Regions from separate parts of the Homo sapiens genome. Here region 1 is linked to region 2. The links are chromatin contacts, found by Hi-C in ENCODE. All regions are on one chromosome and are shown on one strand. The core of a region is the stretch at or near the end of the contact, and the rest is flanking DNA. Distances in the headings are between cores, read along the strand shown. Region 1 overlaps DOCK9 (dedicator of cytokinesis 9). Region 2 overlaps FARP1 (FERM, ARH/RhoGEF and pleckstrin domain protein 1).

Region 1 (4,332 bases), core at 1,810-4,309, 380 kb before region 2:
TATAAGTTGTCTTAATACTTAGAAAATGTAATTCTTGAGCCTGAAATTGTGTGAAACCTACTAGAGGTGACTGGTATGTCTAACAAAGCCGTCAATGTGTGTTTTAAGAACCAGCTCCTGGCCGACCATGGACATAATCCTCTCATGAAAAAAGTTTTTGATGTCTACCTGTGTTTTCTTCAAAAACATCAGTCTGAAACGGCTTTAAAAAATGTCTTCACTGCCTTAAGGTCCTTAATTTATAAGGTAAGTTGCTTCATGGGCAGTGGTTAGATGTTTTCCTTCTTCCCCCGGAATTGAAGGGTACATTACCGAGCACTGACCTGTCTGTGGTTTATCTGCTGCTTCCTCTCATCCTGTCTAGTTTCCCTCAACATTCTATGAAGGGAGAGCGGACATGTGTGCGGCTCTGTGTTACGAGATTCTCAAGTGCTGTAACTCCAAGCTGAGCTCCATCAGGACGGAGGCCTCCCAGCTGCTCTACTTCCTGATGAGGAACAACTTTGATTACACTGGAAAGAAGTCCTTTGTCCGGACACATTTGCAAGTGCGTGTGGTTTAGCTTTCCAATACAGATTTACTCTGTAGAATCCTGCTGTATCAGGAAAACTTTGAGTATCACATTAACCAATTTACCTTGTCATAAAGATACTGCAAGATCTGGAAAACTGGGAAGCCACGTTTGCTGGCTTGGTTTATTTCATGTTCCATTACTATAAGATATGGGCCTGAGATGCGTTTCTGTTGGTAAATTGACATTTAAATATTGAATCAATATTGGACTGACTAAAATTCCATTGAATCAAGAAGTGTTAGAACCTATGTGAGGATGCTTAATAGTAAACATTTTAGGTAAGGAACAAGAAGCCCAACCTAAGTGGTTCTTTTCTGTCCTCTATCTGCTGACACATCTGCTATCTCTGCAGAATTAAAGCATCCTAAATTCTCTGCTCTGAGAGCCAGCCAAGATAATGACCAAACTTGTGTATTTTTGTAAACTCTCTTTTTCTACAAACACATGGTAGGTGTCCCTTTTCCATCTCTGTATTTAACCCTTTTTTTAAAAAACAATATTTATTGTCCACATAGGATTCGTGGATACAACCATGAACAAAACAACCCTCTCCCAGCCCTCATGGAGTGTAGTCTAATGGAGGTCACAGACAAGCTCTGGAACTCTGAGAGTACAAGTGTGACCACTGTTATTGTAGAGGAACTTGAGTGTATCAGGAGGGGCACCTAGAGGATGTGAAGGATGCATAGGGGCTCATGGTTGAAGATCAGTGAGCATGTTCCAGGCCACAGTGAACTACGGGGAAGCACCCATCTGGGGAACTAGAGATGTTCCTTACTGCGGAGTTTAGAATATGGGTGAGAAGGAGTTGAGGAGGACCCATGGTGGCATATCCAAATCATTGCATATTTGGACAGATCTTCTGGACTCCTGTGTTGATGATGGGTCAAGGGTAGTCTAGACCTCAGCTAGGGAGACCATTGTCAAAGCTAGGTCAGAGAGGATGGTATCCTAGACCAGGGATGGTGAGGTAAGAAGGAAGAGGAGATTGAGTTGACAACATTTGGTGACTGATTGTAACTGGGTGTGGTGAAGGAAAAGGAAAATAAAGATGGCCTCCATGCTTTAGCTCAAGCAACTGGGTAAAGGCAGTGCTATTCATTGAGCCAAAAAAAGACAGAGCCCCCTGTGGCATAGTTAATCTATCCATGTTCTGATAAAGTATTGCAAAGGACAGTCTACCCATAGCATATTTAATACATTTAAGTTCAAACTGAAAACTGAGAAATAAATCATGTCTCCCTCTTGGTTAGAGAAGGTAATAGGTAAGTAACTATCCAAGTGGATGGGCTTATCTCATTTTCTTTCTCCCTTTGCTCTCCTGATCAGCATTTTGCTTTGCAAACAGTGTTTTTTAAGGATAGCAGAATCACTTTCTGTAATTATTCTTAAAGGGGAAGAAAATACCTCAGACATTGTTTCCTACACGGAGCGACCCCTGCTCAAAGCACCCCCCAACCCCCACTTTGCTGGGTCCTTAGGCACATCCTAACTGAACGCAGAAGCCCAGCCTGGGCAGTCATTTGAAGGTAAATTGATTTGCTCATGTTTGTGTGTCCCTAAGGTCATCATATCTGTCAGCCAGCTGATAGCAGACGTTGTTGGCATTGGGGGAACCAGATTCCAGCAGTCCCTGTCCATCATCAACAACTGTGCCAACAGTGACCGGCTTATTAAGGTGGGTAGCCTGGCCCATGTTAGTTTCACCCTGAGACTCTGCATCAGCACCTGAGGTGCTTGTGGACAGGCAGCAAACAGAGGAAGCCATGTGTCCTTTCCTCTTCCACCCTTGTTTTAGCACACCAGCTTCTCCTCTGATGTGAAGGACTTAACCAAAAGGATACGCACGGTGCTAATGGCCACCGCCCAGATGAAGGAGCATGAGAACGACCCAGAGATGCTGGTGGACCTCCAGTACAGCCTGGCCAAATCCTATGCCAGCACGCCCGAGCTCAGGAAGACGTGGCTCGACAGCATGGCCAGGATCCATGTCAAAAATGGCGATCTCTCAGAGGTAGTAGCCCTGCCAGCCGCTTGAATGGGTTTTTGAAAAAACCAGTGAGGCCCCATTCACTTAAAAAGCCAGTTTTGAGAAAAGTTATTCCATTAATCAAAAACCAATTAAAAGTATGCAAAACTTTAAACAGTATGAAGCTTAGGGTGACTTCATAGTTAGCTGAGCATTTTAATAATTTAAAACAAATTGTAAGGGGTTATTTTTGTCAACAAAGAGCATTGTTTAAGCTCTTAAACCTATTCATACAGTCTCCTGCTAATTAAAATACACATCAAAATTCCTCTGTAGTTCTAAAATTCAGCTATTTTATGATCAAATGAATTCCTCCTGTTATTTAAGGTAATGACAGGTGTTGCTTTCTCCTCTGTAGGGTAGTCCATTTCCTTTTGTGGATGCAGTAGGTATTCCAGCATTCCCTTCTATGCAGAGCTGACGTGTTTCAATATGTAGACTGCATGGCTGGGAGTTGGGTGTGTGGGCTCCAGTACAAGTAATATTGGACTTTGAATCCAAGATCCAATATTAACTAACTCTGTGACATTGAGCCAGTTTTTTAACCCCTCTATTGCTCAATGACATCATCTGTAAAATGGGGAATTGAAGAAAACAATTGGCTGTAAGGCAGTCTGTGCGCCTAGGAGAACTCATTCAGTGTCTGTGCCTGAGATGTTTAGCTATGATCAACATTATTACAATAGCAAGCAAGTTTTGACTTTTAAACTTTTATAACTGTTTGAATTAATAAACATACTCTAAGTCTGAAAATTTTAACTATTTTTACATATTTATTTTTCAAGGAGCTCAATATGCTAAAAAGTACACATTAACGTGACAGTTTTGACTATAAATTTAATGTAAACCACACATTGGCCATAATAAAAAGGAATAACTAAGAGAAGTAACTTTTCTATCATTCTAAGAATTTAAGATTCTTTAATGACATATGTGGCCTAGGTCTCAAAAAAAGAAAGGAAGAACTTACTAAGCTTCAGCTGTTCCTCTGTGAATTAGTTTTACATGGCTGCCATAACAAAGTACCCAGACTGAGTGGCTTCACACAGAAATGTATCCTCTCACAGTTCTGGAGGCAGAAGTCCAAGATTGCAGTGGCAGCAGGGCCACATCTCCGAATGTCCTTGGGGAGAACTGGTTCCATGCCTGTCCCTGAGCTCTTTGTGTTGCCAGCAGTCTTGATGTTCCTTGGCTTGTAGCCACATCCCTCCAGTTCCTGCCTCCGTGGTCGCATAGCATCCTTCCCCATATGTCTATGACACCAGTAATGTTGAATTTAGGGCCCACCACACACCAGTATGACCTCATCTTAACTAATTACACCTAACAGAGCCTGTTTCCAAATAATATCACATTCTGAGGTCTCAGGGAGGCCATGAATTTTGGCGGGACACTACCCAACCCAGTATACCCAGTGAATAAGGGACGAAAGCAGCTAATTTATAAGATTTCTTATTGCCCTTGCCGTGTCTGGTTTTGTGTGTGTGCTCAGTAACCCGTCATGTACTTTCCTGCCTGTTCAGTGCATGTGACCCTGCTTTGTACTGCAAGAGGGACACACGTGGGAGGCATGAACTCTGCCTCCGAGGACTGGACAGTACATAACTCCACTCTCCAACAGACTTCTCTCTGCACACATCAGAGTGCATGCCACGCTGCTAACATTCGTTGACACACGTGCACGTGGAGCAGCCTCTGCTGGTGTGTGTTGGCTAGTAGCTAGGGGTGA
Region 2 (4,312 bases), core at 1,624-4,123:
TCTCATTTGCTTAAGGCTGCACTGAGTGTATTGCAAACAAACAAACAAACACCGGGAAGTCCACTTCGTAAAATGCAGCAGCCAATAGGTGAAAATAATAAAAGAAAGAACTTTTTTTAGGAAGAAAAACACTTGCCCTGTCTTGTGTTGAACGGATGTGTGTGTACTGTTTTTCAGGGGCAGGGTGGAGGGAAGATGTCATTTGGCACTCTCGTAATGACAATGTTTTAATACTGGCACTAGCTAAAGAACAGCGCCCCCAGCGGATGCCAGGACTGGAGGTGGGAGCGCTGTTCATTCAGACGCTGAGAGGTCGGGGTTAAAAAACGCGGCTGTGGAGACAGGAGAGCTGCTGGGAAGCCATGTTTTTGATTTTCAGACAGGTGTTAATTTTACCAGGCTTCATTAATACAGAAGAAAGGAAACGTCTTCCAGGAAAGCAGCCACTGCGGAAACGAGTGTGTCCGGCCATCAATACACAAGAGACTCTTTGTGACTCAACACGTGGGGTCGCGAGGCAGAGCTGGTGGCACTGCGGATCACTTCCATCCACCTGCAACACGGGAACGCCAGTTAGTCAACCTTTTGTTTGGACGGACTCCTGACACTTTGGTGGGCATCGCTTACAGAAACACAAGGTGAAGTCAGGCCGCCTGGTTGGTAATCTGCCACTTCAGCAGAAGAGCAAGGGAACAGCCAGCACCCAGGCGTTCCTGAGGTACAGTGGAGACCCACTGGCCTGGGCACTCACTCAGTGTGGAGCTGGAAGTACCTTGCTGCAGTGACACTGCCCGCTCCATTGGAGCAGTTAGGAGCGAGGTGGCCTCTGGTTGCTGGGGAGAACGCTACCTCCTATTTTCATGGACATGGCAGAGAATGGCGGGACGTGTCCCATCCTGCTTAGTGGAAGCTCTCCCTTCCTTTTTTCTTTTTCTTTTTTTTTTGAGACAGGGTCTGGCTCTGTCACTCATACTGGAGTTCAGTGGTGCAGTTATCGCCCACTGTAGCTACCTCCTGGGCTCAATCGATCCTCCAGCCTTGGCCTCCCAGGAGATGGGACTACAGGCTTGCACCACCACGCCCAAATCTCCCTTTTTATATATTTGTGTATTTGCTCTCTACCGGTGCTTCTCAAATGGGTGCAATGCTGTCCCATTTGGTAAAGTCTGGAGACATTTTTAGATGTCCCAACTGAGGGGTTGCTGCGGGCATCTAGTGGGTGGCCAGGGATGCCGCTGAACATCCTGCACAATGCAGGACGGACTCCCCAAATTACCTGGCCTTGTCCCAGGCCTTTCAGGATCTGGACTGCAAGGCTGGACCCTTTGTCACAATAATAGCAAAATCCCAACTTTGATCAACCCAGCTCTCAACCCAGCTCTCGAGCTCAGTCCAGGATCAGATTTGAGAATGGCTCTCCTCTAGGTTCCTTTTTCAGGTGATGTTGTTTAGGAGGTGCTCAGCATATTGCTGAGGACCCCTCCCCTTCTGCCTCCCGGGGCGAGGAGGGCTCAGCAGGGCAAACTGCACAAGTAGTCGGCTTGGGGATGCAATTTGCAGAGGCCCAGGATCTCTATTCAAAATATGAATTGCAGGAACAGTCTTAGGCCTGACTGTTGCATTTCTTTCTTGGCTAAATGAAGTCTGCAGTCCCTGCCATTACACCATGTAGGCAGTCTCACTGGGGCTTAGCTTCATCATCCCGGACACGTTATGTCAGAGATCTCCAAGCAAGATGTCTAGGGCCTCAGCCAACACCGTGCAGGGTAAGGGCGCAGGGAAGTTGGGACCCCACTTTCTGCCATGAGAACAGAATCGCCTGCTGGTGTCGGGCAGTGGGACCCCAGGTCTAAACGCTTAGTTGGCAGGGAAGGGTGGGGCCATCTCACTCGCTGACTTGGGAGAAATCCTGATGTTTGGAAGAGGGGGTCCTCTTCTGCAGGGCCCTGTGCGTGGGAAGGGGGTGTCTACCTTTCGAACGTGTACTCGCTTTCCGCCCTGAAGTAGTAGACGTGGGACTTGAAGTGCAGCTTGAACACGTAGTCTTTCTGGATGTTCTCGGACTCAGAGGGGATGGTGAGCGAGTAGCCGAGCAGAGGCAGGCTGGCAAGGGGATGATTGTCCTGGAAAGGGGAAACAAAGCAAAGTGGCTTTTCGGGGTCAGCTTCTGCTGCTGGGCCTGGCTGCTGCCCCGCATCAGACAGGGACTTGGGAGCCCAGGCAGCTCCCTCCTCGGGCGTGGGCCTGGAAGGGACCATGGCAGCCAGTGTTTGCCTGTACGTGATGGCCCGGGTGGCAAGTCCCGCCAGGACTGAGCTGTAGATAAAGCCAACCCCCGTCCCTTGTCCAGGCAGAAGACAGGTGGCCCTTCCTAGGGCAGAAGTTGTCCTTCAGTGGATGATAATGTCAGTCTTCCCTAGAGTTGAGGGCCTCGGGTGGACAGGGCCCCCCGCCAGCATCCCTGTCATCCCCGTGACACCTGGAGCCCAAGAGGCCTGAGTCATTCCAGAGGAGGGCGGCCCCCTCACCTCATGCTGCCACCCCCAAGGTCCCAGGGCCACCTGCCCTGTGCGAGACACTTACCTGGTGTGATTTGTAGAAGAACAGGCAGAAGTTTGTGAACACCACCCACAGCTTCTGCCACCCGTTGCTGTTTTTGAATTTCCTCAGCAGGTTTCCAGACAACTGATTCTGAAAGGCAAGGAGGCCTGTGAGAAGCACAGCGGGCACCTGCCCCAGGAGGGCACAGAGAGCAGCTCTCCCTGCACCAGGGCCCTGGGCTGGGGCATGTCCGTGACTGAAGGATGTGGGCCCCACCCCCGCTCCCCCGTGTGTGGGGAGACTTGGCAGGTCCTGGGACCCTGATCTCATCACTTCCCCTTGTCACTTGCTGTGGGGCATCTTGGGGTCCCTGTGTCCCCCCAAAAGACACGTTGAGGTCCTGACTACCAGTACCTTAGAACACAGGCTTATTTGGAAATAGGCTCGTTGCAGGGTAACTAGTGAAGACGAGATCACACTGGGGTAGGGTGGGCCCTAAATCCAACGGGAGTGGTGTCCTGAGGAGAAGAGCCACCTTGAGGGGAGAGGGGTGTGCCCTGTGACACCGAGGCAGAAATGGGGGCGCAGGACCCCATGCATTGCCAGCAGGCGGAAGCTGAAGGAGGGAAAGATCCATCCCAACAAGCTCAGAGCAGCACTCGTTTTGAGGGGCCAGGCACCCTACCCAGGAAGTGGGGCCTGGGGTGCATGTGAGTGGCTCCCACATGCCCTCTAGTGGCCCAGGAGGCAGTTGCAGCCCTGCCCACCTCCAGGCTCAGGGCCGGCCCAGCCCCTGGAGCATTGTTAGGATGCGCTGCAGCCCAGCTAGGGGGCAGGGACAGGCACCTGTGTCCATGCTACCTCCAAACAACTCTGAGCAGGCCTGACGCACTGGTGGCTCATTTCGTCCCTTTGCCAAAGTGACATCACCAGCAGAGACTCAAAGCAGTTGCACCACCTTGTAAAGGCACTTAATGCCACTGAATTGTTCCCGTAAAAATCGTTAAGTTGGCCAATATTGTGGTATAGCTATTTTACCACAATAAAAAATACAGACCTCCGAGTCTGCCTCATTCCATCTCTCTGGGTGCCCCTGGCACTAAGCTTCTGTGCTGGGAGCTGGGATCAAATGGTCTGATGTCCCTGCCCTCCAGTTGCTCAGGGAGGGTCCAGTGGGAGACATGGACACTGACAGTAGGTCCGTGAGGGGCTGCAGGATGTGGGGGACCCCGCAGACGGGGAGAAAGGGCATTCCAGGCCAGGCAGGCAGCTCCAGCCATCCATCCTCCTCCCCCAGTGGCAGAAAGGAACAAGAAAATGCAAGGCTCCAGGTTCCCAGAAGGTCCTGGTGGTGGCCAGGGCTGGGCTGATGCCCATGCGGCATCTTGGGTCACGCAACATGGAGCAAGGAGGGTGGCACACTCCCCTTTCCTAGGTATTTTCATACTGACTCACATAATTTTCACACAGCAGCCAGCCCACAGTGGGGTTCATACATGTCACCCATCACAGTCTGGGCCCATTTGTTTCCAAAGCAGCTTCCTTAGCGCTCTCTAGCTTCTGCCTGGCCATTCCAATAGCCTCTGGAAACCTCTTTATCAATAGGCACATCCAGCGGCCCTTCCTCGCTCCCCACGGCCGGGCCGAGCCTCCCGCTCCCCTGTGTCGGGTCCATCCTGGCCTCCAGCGTGTTACGGGCCCTGCGCGCCATGAGTCTCCTGCCCTGCACTCAGGAGGCCGAGGCCATGCTGGTGGCTCCCAGACCTGTCTC

Evidence for each region. Hi-C counts contacts between places; a loop is a spot of excess contacts on that map. Pooled maps may share reads with other maps.
Region 1: a map of OCI-LY7 shows a loop between it and region 2 (4-fold over the local background). The contact joins two enhancer-like sites. A Hi-C loop is called at or near these places in 4 of 168 maps with a recorded cell type or tissue (IMR-90, OCI-LY7, cardiac septum and 1 more), 1 of 37 single-sample maps with no recorded cell type and 5 of 50 pooled maps.

Annotation. Positions count from the first base shown.
Region 1 is chr13:98,827,563-98,831,894 of GRCh38, reverse strand. DOCK9 (dedicator of cytokinesis 9) reads left to right here. Exons shown (of 53, transcript NM_001366683.2): 40 at 109-246; 41 at 365-547; 42 at 2,139-2,252; 43 at 2,373-2,588. Among named protein-coding and RNA genes, the nearest start is that of DOCK9-AS1, 2.4 kb to the left of the region's middle. Within about 2 kb of position 3,059, at least 2 of the 41 ENCODE cell types and tissues checked have a DNase peak (open chromatin) inside an H3K27ac peak, as active enhancers do.
Region 2 is chr13:98,444,477-98,448,788 of GRCh38, reverse strand. FARP1 (FERM, ARH/RhoGEF and pleckstrin domain protein 1) reads right to left here. Exons shown (of 27, transcript NM_005766.4): 25 at 2,584-2,691; 26 at 1,972-2,123; 27 at 1-553. The coding sequence ends at 472. It overlaps STK24 (serine/threonine kinase 24), which reads left to right. Exons shown (of 11, transcript NM_001032296.4): 11 at 1-3,604. Among named protein-coding and RNA genes, the nearest start is that of FARP1-AS1, 11 kb to the right of the region's middle. RefSeq lists enhancers at 2,680-2,729, 3,500-3,549 and a silencer at 2,660-2,954. Within about 2 kb of position 2,873, at least 13 of the 41 ENCODE cell types and tissues checked have a DNase peak (open chromatin) inside an H3K27ac peak, as active enhancers do.